Regions from separate parts of the Homo sapiens genome. Here region 2 is linked to region 1. A link is an interaction called in ENCODE POLR2A ChIA-PET data of the cell type or tissue named here. Cell type or tissue: K562. All regions are shown on one strand. Each heading gives the region's core, and the rest is flanking DNA. Links, peaks and the distances in the headings are about the cores only.

What was found. ChIA-PET counts read pairs that join two places held together with the same protein. Peaks named below come from ENCODE experiments on the same cell type or tissue, not always from the same donor. Only the 100,000 strongest peaks of a DNase experiment are listed, where the experiment ranks them.
Region 2: POLR2A ChIA-PET joins it to region 1 with 6 read pairs; 2 of 35 experiments call an interaction of 5 or more read pairs at or near these places.

Annotation. Positions count from the first base shown.
Region 1 is chrX:30,210,974-30,218,432 of GRCh38, forward strand. It overlaps MAGEB2 (MAGE family member B2), which reads left to right and starts at 4,590. Exons shown (of 2, transcript NM_002364.5): 1 at 4,590-4,682. LOC107985632 (a long non-coding RNA gene) reads right to left here and starts at 4,547. Exons shown (of 3, transcript XR_001755983.2): 1 at 4,126-4,547; 2 at 3,062-3,138; 3 at 2,360-2,447. RefSeq lists an enhancer at 3,774-4,973. In K562, for the core only: CTCF peaks have their summits at 4,444 and 6,386; a DNase peak (open chromatin) is centred at 4,518; H3K4me3 peaks cover 1,008 bases.
Region 2 is chrX:30,485,152-30,492,884 of GRCh38, forward strand. No RefSeq gene overlaps it. Among named protein-coding and RNA genes, the nearest start is that of TASL, 89 kb to the right of the region's middle. In K562, for the core only: CTCF peaks have their summits at 3,185 and 4,379; no DNase peak of the experiment used is centred there.

The DNA.
Region 1 (7,459 bases), core at 2,370-7,369:
AGAGTTGAAGCCAGGGCTGGCACTACTGCCACAGCCAAGCAACATTCCAGGGCTATGTTCAGCAGCTTCTCCCATGCCTAGTAAAGACTGAAACAAATTTTTCACTTTGAGTTTGAAGTGGGCAGTGAATGTTCTCAATAGTAGAGGGTTAGGATAAGGAAACACGGTACACAATGAATATCTCCTTTGTCTTCTTGCTTTTATGGGTAACTTATAGATTTGTTTATATATTGGTATTCTTCAAATGTTGTTCTTTTTAATAGATGATTTATTTAACTTAAGAATCTAAGATTTTGAATAGCACAGGTCATACATTTATTGTTGTTTATCAGGTTTAAGAATGAGAGTTTTGGCACCGCATGTTCTCACTCATAAGCGGGAGGTGAACAATAAGAACACATGGACACAGGGAGGGGAATATCACACACCAGGGACTGTCGGGGGAGGGGGGAAGGGGAGGTAGAGCATTAGGACAAATACCTAATGCATGTGGGGCTTAAAACCTAGATGACGGGTTAATAGGTGCAGCAAACCACCATGGCACATGTATACCTATATAACAAACCTGTACATGTATCTGCACAAGTATAGCAAAACTTAAAGTAAAAGAAAAATAAATAATTTAAAAAATGAGAGTTTTTAGTTAAAAAAAAAAAAGTTAAAATCCTTGATTTTTCCCCCTGTGATCCACACAAAATAACATAGCATCAGAATAGGTATTTTCTTGGAAATGTGAAATAACTCCACACTCAAATAGTTAAAATCATGAAATAAAAAAAAAAAGGTGAGATGTGTTCAATTCTTGATTTGCCTTATTCCTTTTAGCCTTTCTTTTTAAAAAATTAAAAGATATATAGCTGGATTTGTTTGGCTTTTTCAAAAATGTAAGATAAATTAAATTGTACTCATTTAGTACTCTTGTTCATTGGCTCTTTTATTCCCTAAATATTAATCAATTCTCTGCTCTTTGGAAGGCTCAATGTTAGTACTGGAGATGAAGGAGATGAGAAGAAATAAAAAAAGAAAGTTTTACCCATTGTCCAAAGAATTTTAGTCGTTAGGAGCAGCTATCATACAAATACATGGTGAAAGTATCTCTCAGATCCAAAGGACAAGGTTAAAAAAGATGGAGGCAGGTAAGAAAGTGGGAAGGGTTCCAGATGAGAGTGTGTAGTGTAAATGCTCTGAGAAAAAGAAAGCTAGGGCCTTGGGAAACTGCAGGTCCCTCACTGGGAGGTAATTTTAAGTGAGGCTGCATGCTGGACTGGAGGAGGCTGTGGGAGTGGTGAGCAGGGCAAGACCCTCAGATGGTAAGCTTCAGAGTTGAGAGACTAAGCCTATAATGGAAAAGTGCTCTTAACTTTGGAGAAAACTGGAAAGAAGCTCCACCAGGGGCAGCACTGGAAAGTGACTATGCTCTTGTCCCAGTGCAGATGAACACAGTGCAGAAACTAGCTGCTTTATATACATTGTATCCAGTGAGCTTCGGAGAAATAAGGATGATACTCCCTTAAGAAGAAATGATAAGAAGCCGCTGGGTACTCTGCACTGGGCTGGAAGAGTTAAGAGTCAATTTCATTAAAAGGAGCATTCAAATTAGGCTATCATGTACATAATTTGGCAAGCTCTAGGCAAGTTCTAGGTGTTTGGTGCTTGTTAAATTAATGAAAATAAAGGTGATTTAGATGGAAGTGACACTGGGAGGGAAGGAAGTTGTTAGTCCTTGACGCAAATGCGTTGTGTTGCACCTAACTGGAGAAGTCTACCTCACATTGAATAATTTATCATTTAATGGGGAAATATTACTTGATTTTTCGTGCTAATCTGCATTTTGGCTTATTGGGTTTTCTTTCTTCTAGAATGCTGCATATTCTCTGACATCTGTTGGATTAAGAAAAAGCAATCACAGTGGGATGGGTGGTATCATCAAGTTAATCATAGGTAATAGCTGCCATGTTGAAACCTCAATATGGGCCAAGTATTGTGCCAGGTGCTTTACATACATTAACCACATTTCACCAATTCCACAAGGAAGGGGCTTATCAAACCTATTTCACAGATGCAGAGCCTGAGGCTCACAGAGTTTAGTAATGTGCCTGAGTTCACATAGCTGGTAAGTGGCAGGGCTGAAACCAGACCCCCAGTCTGGATTAATCTACATCCCACACTGTTCCAGTCTTCCCATTCTGAGGCTAACCTCATGTTGCTTCATTCATTTTTTCTCTCTATTTTTGAAAAATGTATCTCAGGCAATAAAAAGAAGGACTCTGTGCCCATACTACTGGGTCAAATATATTCCCAGACCAATATGAATGCCAAAATAAATGAGAGGCATAAATAAAAAAAAGAAAAATAGTACCTGGTGTCAATACGTTCATCTACACAAGCAATATCAGGTAATCTCAAAAGATCAGAAGCTCCCAAAATCATCCTGGACAGTCTCTTCCCTGTAGAAAATAAATGTGTCAGAACAGAATTTTCGTGAGAATCTAAGTCTAGCAAGATGGAAAAAATCAGCATGTTTTTTTCTCTGACAGCCCACTACCTGTCCTGGAGCTTCTGCCTTGTGCTTCAGCTTCCCTATCTCACATCACTCCCGGAACACGGCTCCTTCTCTGCAAGGTTTGCAGTAGAAAAACTGGTCATGTTTGCAGGGATGTGACATTTCCCAGAAAGCCTTTAATGAAAGATGATCCCCAGTTCAGAGGACATGGGAAACCAATATCTCAGAATATATGAGGTTATGCATAGACTGACTCTCATCTGCTCTCAGACCTAGAGAGCTCGAGACAGAACTGTCAGGCTGAGCATCCACTCATTTAATCTTCAGACCTCTCATGGACATGGCCTAAGAAGGTCAACTTCATGTCAGTAGATGCAGTTCAGCCTCTGATAGATATGAACGTGAGGACCCTGAATGAAGATGATGGAAGGACCCAGCCAGAACTGTGGGGTCCCAAAAAGTCCAGCTCAGGCTGTCAGCCCTTCAAAGTCCAGAACAGCCCTGGCTAAATGTAGCTCACCACAACTTCCAGTTCAGAGGTCGGCAGAGGGTGAGTACCTTGATCTGATGGGAACAGCCTCAGGTCAGTGGAGGATGGAGTGCCCCAAGACTGGCCAGGTGTCATGGTGAGGACCCTGAAGAGAAATAAGAGAACTGTTATAGGACCAACGAGTTTCTGTGTCAGCTGCAAAGTAACAGACCCACTATAATAAAACAGCAAAGTTTGCAGCAAAGAGTTTAATGATTGCAGGGTGCCAAGTGAGGAGATGAGAAGAGACTCTCAAATTCATCTCCCCAAGGAGTTCTGGGCTGGGATTTGCAAGGAGATCATGGAGGGCGAGGGGCTGGAGAACTGAGGTTGTTGATTCGTTGGGGTAAAGGGGATGAAATCATCAGAATGTGGAAACTGCGTTTTTTTTTTTTTAGTCAGCTCCTGTGGGGTCTTTTGGACCAGCTGATGTCAGTAGGGTCCTTTAGAGCAGCTGGCATCAGTGGGGTCCTTCAGACCAGCTGAGTCATTAGAATCATCAGTATGCAGGACCTTAAGGAATATCTCAAAGAAAAAAAGTTTCATTATGTTAAAATTGTTATCTATAGAGCAATTAAGGGCAACTATAATCTAGTAACAGGATCTACATGATTCTGGGATAATAGGCACCAAACTACTATGAGGAAGCAGGTCAGAGAGCAGCTGACTTCATGATTAATGCTGAATGTTCTGCAAGCTTGGCGTATCTTCATTTATCTCCCTTCCCTCTTCCCTGATTAATTTTATACAGTTCATAGGGGCAGTTTCAAAACCACCCACCCCAGAACAGAGGAGCCCACAAATTCCACCAATGCTGTCACCCTTGGGGAGCCCAGAAGAGAATTATGAGGTGGAGAAATCCCATCAATATGCCTCGTGTGTTTCACAGAGGTGAAGACCTTGGACTAGTGGAAATGGCCCTAGGTCAAAGAGACAAAACCCACGCCCTAACAGGAATCAAGGTGAGGATCCTAAGTGTTACGAGGGGGCTCTCCCCCTTGCAACACCAGCAGAGGGGGCCAAACAGAGCCCCTCGCCATTGTTAGCACCGAGAGGCCCCAAAATAAGTATCTCTGAATCCCCTTCATTCCACCTGTATAGTCTCGGGGAAGGAAGGGCCTTTGTCTGAAGAGGGTGACCCCAGTTGTGCAGAGAGAGAGTCTTGGCTTTCACGGGAATCAAGGTGAGGACTCTGAGGGCGGATGAGAAGACCTCTCCCCAAAAAAGGCACATTCACAGAGCCCTGCCGCTGCTGTCAGGCCTGTGAGGCCCAGGCAGGGGTGGCCTGTTTGGCACGCTTAGATTTCCACAGTGGGGGCTGAGGGAGGTGGGGGTATTGTTTGGAGGCTGGCGGATTTGGGTCAGCACGCATATTCGTCCCAGGCTGCTAGATACTGAGGTGAGGACCCCTAGTGGAGACGAAGGGACCAGCAACGCTAGAACAGTGACGTCCGGTAGCGTCCAGCCGTCAGCCCTCAGACGCCACGGGCTGCCGGATGTGAGTCATCCTGACTTCCGCTTTGAAAAAAAAGACCCGAGCGGATGTGGCTCATCCTGACTTCCGCTTTGGAGGCGAGGACCCGAGCGAGTGTAGGGGGTGCGGCGTCTGGTCAGCCAGGGGTGAATTCTCAGGACTGGTCGGCAGTCAAGGTGAGGACCCTGAGTGTAAACTGAAGAGACCACCCCCACCTGTAACAAAGAGGGCCCCACTAAGTCCCGCTTCTGCATTTGGTCCTGAGAGGCTCCGGTAAAGCCGTCCGGCAATGTTCCACCTGGAAAGTTCCAGGGCAGGGGAAGGGTGGGGGGAGGGGCAGTCGCGGGGGAAGGAGGTTTGGACGCAGGGAATAGGCCTCATTCTGCACGTAGGGTGGGTGTAGGCCCTAACTGAAATCAATTTGAGGGCCCTAAATGTGGACTGAAGAGAACATCTCCTACCCTTAACAAAGGTGGCCTCACTAAGTCTCGTCCCTGAAGACGGCTCTGGGAGGCCCCAGCAAAGCTGTGCCTGGAAAGTCTCAGGGAGGGGAGGGCCTTGAACCTAGGAAGCAGCCCTGCTTCTGCTCATATGGCATCAACCTAAAACCTAACTGGGGTTAAGGTGAGGACTCTGAGTATTAATGAGCGGACCTCTACCCAAAAGAGGAGTCATGCTGGGCAGTTCCCAGGCCGAGGTGACACTGGGTTTTAGATGGTCCCAGGCTGACATGACAAATGCAGAGCAACCTGACTTCCTCTCCCGGGACTAAAGAAGTTGAGGGCTACATCCAAGACCCACATCTGCTGCCAGCAATAGGAAGGTCAGGGCAAAGCTAGCAAGCTGAGATGCTCTCTAGTTTCCTCTGGAGGTGGTCTCAGGGAGGTGAGGGTCTTGGTGTAATGGGGTAGGTCTAATGCGACAGAGAGGCCCAGTCTCTAACAGGAAGCAAGGATGTGACACTGAGTGATGAGGAGGGGACTCCAACCAGAAAGAAGTGCCATATAGAGCCCACTCTTGTTGTCAGACCAGGGAGACCTGAGCATGGCATGTTGAGTTGTACTCACTCTCCCCAAGACATCTCAGAGAAGTGAACGACCCCATTAAAGAGGGCAGCCTGGCCGGGCGCGGTGGCTCACGCCTGTAATCCCAGCACTTTGGGAGGCCGAGACAGGCGGATCACGAGGTCAGGAGATCGAGACCATCCTGGCTAACACGGTGAAACCCTGTCTCTACTAAAAATACCAAAAAAAAAATTAGCGGGGAGCGGTGGCGGGCGCCTGTAATCCCAGCTACTCGGGAGGCTGAGGCAGGAGAATGGTGTGAACCTGGGAGGCGGAGTTTGCAGTGAGCCGAGATAGAGCCACTGCAGTCCGGCCTAGGCGAAAGGGCGAGACTCCGTCTCTTAAAAAAAAAAAAAAAAAAGGCAGCTTGAGGTCAGCAGAGGGAGGGTTTCCAGGTTGTGCCAGATGTTATGATAAGAACTCTGACGACTGCAGGGGGCTCCCACCCCATATTAGTGGGAGCCACACAATCCTCAGTACTGTCAGCTCTGAGAGACCCCAGGCAGAAATGTGAAACAGAGGTGCCCATCAGTTCCCACTCAAGGGTAACAGGGAAATGAGAGTTTTAATCTGAGGGTGGTGATCACTTGTCAACAGAAGTAATGTACTAATTGGTCCATTCTGGCATTACTATAAATACCCAAGACTGGGTAATTTACAAAGAAAAGAGGTTTAATTGGCTCACAGTTCTGCAGGCTGTACAGGAAGCATGATGCTGGCATTTGCTCAGCTTCTGGGAGCAGGGCTCAGGAAATTTACAATCATGGCAGAAGGGGAAGGGGAAGCAGACATGTTACATGGCCAGAGCAGGATCAAGAGGCCAGGGGAGGCGCTACACACTTTTAAATGACCAGATCTCATGAGAAGTCATCGTTAAGGGGAATGGTGCTAAACCATTCATGAAAAACCTGCCCTCATGATCCAGTCATCTCCCACCAGGCTCCACCTCCAACATTGAGGATTACAGTTAGACATGAGATTTGGTGAGGATACAGATCCAAACCATATCAGGGAAGAATCTTAGACCCTCTCATGAGTCAAATTTAGAGGCTGAGTTGGGACTGTATGTGGGACCATCTATCACAGGGCAGTTATCTGCCTGCCACAGCTTTTACTTTTGGGAAGACCACATTTGGTCAGATAAGGCCACCCTCACTTCCTCCTATGGGTTCTCAGGGATGTTCACTCTTACCATGACGACATAGGCCTCAGTTCAATAAAAAGGAGAGCTCCTCTACCAGGAGTCAAATTGAGGAATCTGAGAATTCAAGGAACCACTGAACCCTTAACAGTGGAGACATCAAAGAATCCAGTCCAACCCTTTATTTTCAGCCCTAGAAAGCTCAGGAAAGGGTTATCAGGTTTAGTGTCCCCCTCTCTTTTTTATATAAGATCTAAGAGAGGTGAGATTCTTAGTCTGACGGTGTAGCCACCACTCAGCAGAAGGGGGCTGGTGCCAAGCCCTACATGAAGCCAAGGTGGGGACCTTGAATGAGAGCTGAAGACTCTAATGATTCCAAGACATCAAAGACCCCACTGAACTCTCAGCACTGGGTGTCACTTCTCAGGGTGGTGGTTGAGGCACCCCTTCAATTTCTTCTCATGAGTCCCAGGGTGCTTTGAGGTGTCAAATTCACAGTAGCGGAAGGGAGTGGCTCAGGCCCTGCCAAGACTTCATATGATAATCCTAAAAGTTAACTGATAAAACCCCAAACACCAGAAGACAGGAGGCCGCACTGCCAGTACCTCCTGTCACCATAGTAAGCCCAAGGAAGGGCTGACAGAATGCAGTCTGAAACTCACTGTAGGGGTTCTGTGGTTCTTCTCTGGTGTCTCAGGGGAAAGGATAACCAGGACGACAGGAGCCTTGTGGCTTTCTAGAACAGTGC
Region 2 (7,733 bases), core at 1,075-6,074, 270 kb after region 1:
TGTACTTCTGCAAATCAATAATCCTTCTTCTCTTTCTATTCTTCATTTTTCCTTAGGGGACATGGTCAGTTGCTTGGGCATATTACTATAAATGAAAGAATTGGTCAGAGACACCTTCAAAATGCAACTCTTTAATTTTTTTTAAAAATTGTTCCTCAAAGGGCAAATGAGGACTACTCTAAAATTACATCCTCAGGTCAGGAAATAAACACAAATCATCCAAGCTAGTTTAAAAATTGTCATGAAAGGAAGAAGCCAAGAATTAATTATGTTAAATTTAATGAAGTTTATCAAGCATTTATGCCAACAGCAGTAGGGAGTAAATGCAGAGTCCATTAAAACTGATTCTGTATTTTGGGGACTTTCTATTACAACATAAGCTTTATAAGGGGCCAAGGCTTGTCTGGTTTTTTTTTTTTTAATTTTTTTTATTTTACTTTAAGTTCTGGGGTACATGTGTAGAACGTGCAGGTTTGTTACATAGGTATACACATGCCATGGTGGTTTGCTGCACCCATCAACCTGTCACCTGCATTAGGTATTTCTCCTAATGCTATCCCTCCCCTAGTCCCCCACCCCCTGACAGGCCCCGGTGTGTGATGTTTCCCTCCCAGTCCATGTGTTCTCATTGTTCAACTCCCACTTATAAGTGAGAACATGCGGTGTTTGGTTTTCTGTTCTTGTGATAGTTTGCTGAGAATGATGGTTTCCAGCTTCATCCATGTCCCTGCAAAGGACATGAACTCATCCTTTTTTATGGCTGCATAGTATTCCATGGCGTATATGTGCCACATTTTCTTTATCCAGTCTATCATTGATGGACATCTGGGTCGGTTCCAAGTCTTTGCTATTGTGAATAGTGCTGCAATAAACACGCGTGTGCATGTGTCTTTATAGAATGATTTATAATCCTTTGGGTATATACCCAGTAATCAGATTGCTGGGTCAAATGGTATTTCTAGTTCTAGATCCTCGAGGAATTGCCACACTGTCTTCCACAATGGTTGAACTAATTTACACTCCCACCAACAGTGTAAAAGTGTTCCTATTTCTCCACATCCTCTCCAGCATCTATTGTTTCCTGACTTTTCAATGATCTCCATTCTATCTCGCACGAGATCGTATCTCATTGTGGTTTTGGTTTGCATTTCTCTAATGACCAGTGATGATGAGTATTTTTTCATACGTCTGTTGGCTGCATAAATGTCTTCTTTTAAGAAGTGTCTGTTCATATCCTTTGCCCAATTTTTGATGGGGTTGTTTCTCATAAATTTTAAGTTCTTTGTAGATTCTGGATATTAGACCTTTGTCAAATGGATAGATTGCAAAAATCTTCTCCCATCCTGTAGGTTGCCTGTTCATTCTGATGATAGTTTCTTTTTTTTTTTTTTTTTGAGATGGAGTCTCGCTCTGTCACCCAGTCTGGAGTGCAATGACGTGATCTCAGCTCACTGCAACCTCCGCCTCCCGGGTTCACGCCATTCTCCTGGCTCAGCCTCCTGAGTAGCTGGGACTACAGGCGCCCGCCACCACGCCCGGCTAATTTTTTGTATTTTTAGTAGAGACAGGGTTTCACCGTGTTACCCATGTTGGTCTTGATCTCCTGACCTCGTGATCCACCCGTCTTGGCTTCCCAAAGTGCTGGGATTACAGGCGTGAGCCACCGTGCCCGGCCTCTGATGATAGTTTCTTTCGCTGTGCAGAAGCTCGTTAGTTTAATTAGGTCCCATTTGTCAATTTTGGCTTTTGTTGCCATTGCTTTTGCTGATTTAGACATGAAGTCTTTGCCCATGCCTATGTCCTGAATGATATTGCCCAGTTTTTCTTCTAGGATTTTTGTGGTTTTAGGTCTTACGTTTAAGTCTTTAATCCACCTTGAGTTGATTTTTGTATAAGGTATAAGGAAGGGATCTAGTTTCAGTTTTCTGCATATGGCTAGCCAGTTTTCCCAACAGCATTTATTAAATAGGGAATCTTTTCCCCATTGCTTGTTTGTGTTAGGTTTGTCAAAGATCAGATGGTTGTAGATGTGTGGCATTATTTCTGAGGCCTCTGTTCTGTTCCATTGGTCTATATATCTGTTTTGGTACCAGTATCCTGCCATTTTGGTTACTGTAAGGCTTGTCTGTTTTATACAGTGACGTATCTCTAGCGTTTAGGATAGTGTCTGGCATATGGCAGATGTTCAGTATATATTTGATGATTTCGTTAATTCGCATCATGTATTACCATACTAAAACATGATAAACATATTGGTTGGCAGAAGATGGTGTTGATTGCATCATTTCATTGTTACTCATTATTGAATAGTATTATATGTAACAGTGATCTCCTCTAATCAATGATACCTTCACGCTTATAATTTTCTGCTTGTCTGGGACAATAAGGTGGTTATGGTATTGACAGGGGAGGAAATAAAACAGAGCATTTCTCTGACAACCCCTCCCTTCCAAAATACCTCACTGCAGCACTATTCACAGTGTGGTCAGCAGGCTGGTCCTGGGCTATGAATTCCATGTTGCCAGTCCAACAAAGAATTAGCTACAGAAACTGAGGAGTAAACAGAAACTTATATAGCAATTTTATATTGCAGCAACATCTAGGAATCCATGTTTATTGTGATTTTTCAAAATTACCAGACTTTGGTACATTAGAAATTTAAAACAAAAACCTTCTTTTATTGGCTCTTGGGGACCAGCAGGACTAACATTATAAATCAGCTGGAGCTGCTTGGAGCAATCTACGTTTCTGTGATTTGCATAGAAAGAAGGCTGTCCATCCCAAAATATAAACCACACCTCATGTCAGACCATTCTTGTAACCTAACTCCTTTGAGTACTGAAGGCTTGTGATGTTTAAGAAACCCCCTACTAAGCACAAATACCTCTAATGGAAATCTTGTTTATATCCACTAACTCTTAACACCTTAATCATCACCTCCCATGATATTAATCCTTACAGCAACCCTACATGGTAGGTACTATTTTACTACCATTCTGCAGATGAGAAAACTTAAACACAGAGCAGTTAAGTAACTTGCTTAATAAAGAGGAAAGGTGACAAGACGACTGCTACTGAAATATAATAAAGGGGAAATGTGACAAGACGATTGGTACTGAAAGTGTCTAAGAACCTTGAATCATAGTAATAGTAGCAACAGTGGCTCCCAGTGGTAGGACCTAGAAATAGGACAAAACTGCAAAATTTAAAAGCCACTGCTACTGCTCATTTCCCAGATGTTGCGGTGACCCATGATTTCTAACCATCTGAGTAGTATTTGGATACCTATTATTTTAGTTTATCCCAATGTAAAAATTTATTAGTACATCAAATTCAACCAGCAGTTTACTATGATCCGTGACTTTGTTACTTTAAAAGATCCTGTTGACATAGCAATATCTTTAACCATCTCCACTTTGTCAGTTAGATATCAACATAAAAAAATGCAGCAAAGCAAACCACCCTGACAGCGGGTGCAAAAAACAGCAATGATTTCTCCTTGTTCTCACATCTGCAGTTTGGCTGAGGGCTGGCCGATCTGGGACGACCTCAGATGGGCTTGGTGCCACGACTCAGATTGCATCCAAGTGAGCACTATATCTCTTTCATCTTTTTCTTATGGTGCAGAAGCACAAGAGGGTGAGCAGGTACACATGGTGACTCTTAAGAATTCAACTCAAAACTGGCATACTATCACTTCTCCCCACATTTCACGGGCCAAGGCAAGTGAAATGGCCAAGCCCAGAAAGAATGCTCGCAGTGGCTCACGCCTGTAATCCCAGCACTTTGGGAGGCCGAGGCGGGCAGATCACCTGAGGTCAGGAGTTCGAGACCAGCCTGGCCAACATAACAAAACCCCGTCTCTACTAAAAGTACAAAAATTAGCCAGGCGGGCGCCTATAATCCAAGCTACTGGGGAGGCTGAGGCAGGAGAATCGCTTGAACCCCGGAGGCGGAGGTTGCAGTGAGCCGAGATCACTCCACTGCACTCCAGCCTGGGTGACAAGAGTGAGACTCTGTCTCAAAAAAAAAAAAAAAAAAAAAAACAGAATGCTCCCTGTATCTTGTGAGAATGACTAAAAAGTATCAGGGAAGAGAGAATGGATATGAGCAGGGATGGAAAATTGAAAAATTTACCACATCCGTTAAAGCCTCCCCAAAACCTAGTGGGTTAAAGCAACAAACATTTATTAGGTTTATGATTATATGGTTTGAAAATTTGAGCTACACTCAGTTAAGTGGCTTTTCTGCTGGTCTCATCTGGACTCACTCATATAGTTGTAGTCATCTGGTGAGTTTGCTAGGGACAAATTGACCTAAGATGACCTCACTCCCATGCCTGGTGGTGGGTGCTAGCTGTCAGTTGGTGCTGGACTACTCGCTGGAGTGGAAAGGGTGACAGTGCCACCTATCTCCAGCAGCCTACTATTGACTTATTCACATAATGGAGGTGTCAGTCTTCTAAGACTGGCAAGAGAGAGTAAGCCTTAATGCACAAATGTGTTTCAAGCTTCTGCTTGTAGGACATTTGCTATTATCCTGTTGGCCGAAGCAAGTTGTGTCTCTGTGCCCAGATTTAGAATACACAAGAGCATGGATATAGAAAGTGTGAACAAAATGCGGTGTGTTACAGCAATAATCTACTCTACCTGGCACAGTTCTTGACACAACCAGGCACTCAGTAATATCAGTTTAAAAATTAAATAGTGATGGTTTGTTTATCATATTTTTTAATCAATTACGGACACTTAAAGTCTTCCAAACTACTATTGATGCATGATTAGTATACTGACTTCTAGCACAGTGGGGACTCTAGCGATGTGCTATCCACATCAAGTACATATCAAGGGCATACTATTCAAATTTTCAGATGCCATAATGTTTGAAAGTAATGCATTGGATGATATCATTAAAATCCAAAATATTGAGTTGGAATAAAAACGTAACATTTTAAGAGGATAAGTAGCAAATCCTACATTTAGGCACTAAAATTTCATTTTAAAAAGTTTAGGCCAGGCATGGTGGCTCATGCCTGTAATCCCAGCACTTTGGAAGGCCAAGCCAGGCGAGTTGCTTGAGCCCAGGAGTTCGAAACCAGCTTGGGCAACATGGCAAAACCCTGTTGCTACGAAAAATACCAAAAGTAGCTGGATGCAGTGGCGCTCACCTGTAGTCCCAGCTACTCGGGAGACTGAGGAAGGAGGATCGCTTGAGTTCAGGAGGTCAAGGCTGCAGTGAGCCGTGATCACAACACTGCACTCCTGCCTGGGTGACGGAATGAGACCCTGTCTCAAAAAATAAATAAGCAAATAATAAAAAGTTTAGAATGAAGGGCCACACTTGACCTCAGATCACTGGAAAAAGATGTGAAGTTTTAGATAATCACGAGATTAATTGGAGCCCACAATATAATATGTCCAATAAAAACATAAAAATGCAATGTTTATCCTACATGCACAGGTGTATAGTATCATCAAATCATGCAGTCTAATAGCACTGGTAAGAACATATCTCAACTATTTTTTGCACTTCTAGATCCTCTATGTAAAGAACTGTGACAAATTAAAAAGTGTCTCGGCTGGGTGCAGTGGCTCACGTCTGTAATCCCAGTACTCTGGGAGGCCGAGGCGGGCAGATCACCTGAGGTCGGGAGTTCGAGACCAGCCTGACCAACATGGTGAAACCCTGTCTCTACTAAAAATACAAAATTAGCCAGGTGTAGTGGTGCATGCCTGTAATCCCTGCTACTCGGGAGTCTGAGGCAGCAGAATCGCTTGAACCCGGGAGGCAGAGGTTGCAATGAGCTGAGATCACGCCATTGCACTCCAGCCTGGGCAACAAGAGTGAAACTCCATCTCAAAAAAAAAAAAAAAAAAAAAGTTACTTGAGAAAACTACAAATATTTATCCCGAAGCAAAGAAGCATGGAGAAACATGACACTGGTCTTTAAAATCTGAAGAGGTATGTCAGGTGGGAGAAAGAACAAGCAGCCTGTGATGTTCCAGCAGCTTCCTAGAACCAGCAGCTACAAAGTTATAGGGAGGCAGATATTTGCTCAGCAGAAGGCCTGACAATTAGACACATAGAAAATGGCCCTCCAAGTGTAAAGGGTGAGCTGCCCTCACTAAAAGTGTTTAAGGAGACAGTGTGGCCATCTCTCAGAGATGTTGCAGAAATTTTTCTTTTAATTTGAAATAAGGCTGATCTGGTGTCATTTAACCTCTCTACCAGATTCAAGGTTACATCTGGTGCTTTGATTCAAGGGATCAAAGTACCCATTATCAGGTACGTAGTGGACAATCAAAAATGTTTGCTGAATCATTGTCATAAATTGGCTCTTTAGGAAAAATAATGGAAGCATTGCATGAAAAAGGAAATGCAGAGTAGCATGAATATGTACTTGGTGGAATATAAACATAAAATAATAACAACCTAGAGAGCTTTCTGTTTGTCAGAGACTGTGAGTGTGTAATGATGCGTTTAGTCCTGGCCACAAATCCTACAAGGTGTGTGCTATTATTATCCCCATTTTATGGATGAAGAAACTGGGGCACAGAGAGGTTAAGAAACTTGCTGGAGGTTATGTAACTAGTGAGCAGTAGGGATTGGAGAAAGAGAGCTGTTGGGAATGTCAAAAGAAACTCTATTTTAAACTTTTATATGAGTTAGTTAGAAAAATAATGTGCAGAGTACCAAACTGAATAGAAAACAAAGTCAAGGTTATTTTCCAGTGGAAACTGAATTACTGGCAAATATTGCCAAAATGAGAGTCACAAATTCATTTCAAAGAAAGTAAAGCTAGAAATTTTCTATTTTAATTATTTTTCAGTACAAACTCTTTTGTTAGCAACTCATGTGCTTGCCCTATCATTCCAGGAAAATATATAAGTTTTTTTCTTTTTTCTCTTCTTTTAATGTAGCAATTGTTATCCTTTTATTACTGATAGAAGCAAACATTTAGTTTCAAATTGTAAAACCATTATTATCTTTCCAGTAATTAGTTCTATTTCTGTGGCTGTGGTTTGTACAATACTGCTTTTTATATCTTGAAGTACAAATAAAACTGTTTTTAGACTCTTCCTTGTGATGTTAAACACAAAGAATAAAATAAATAAGTTCTGTTCACTGTCAAGATTTATCTGTTTCAAATTTTTCTAAAGTATAAACATTATTAATGAAGCACTTAACATTAAACTTCCAACAGTCTGGTATAAAAACGACAACAATAATCTGCTAGATAAAGAGAAACATGGGAAATGTATTTTCGTGGGAGCTAGGGAGGAATTTATGCACTTTTAATGGAACTTTATAGGTTCTGGGTTCCATTATTGTGTCAGAGATATGAAGAAAGGAAAGTTGAGTAATATTTTTAATTGATTCCATAGAGTTTAGAAAATAATAGTGTAGATCTGGGGATGACTAAGAGTTAGAGTGGGTGAGAGAAAATTTTCTTATTAAATGTACAAGCTGATCTTGAGATCCAAAGGAAATACAGCAATAAAAACAGGGACACCATCTTGCTCCCTCTTGGTACAATTGCAGGAAGTAAAGGGGCCATGCTGGGAAAGAGAGTTGTCAGTGAACTCAAATTTAGGAACCCACTGGATAATCTGTGTTAGCAGAAGAGAGGGAAGGACCTGTCAAGGCTGTCCCTAATGGGAACTGAGTTTGTGCTAAAGCCTGCTAATGGAAAAAGAAATGCTGAATTTTGAAATGATGATCAAGGCTTTTCA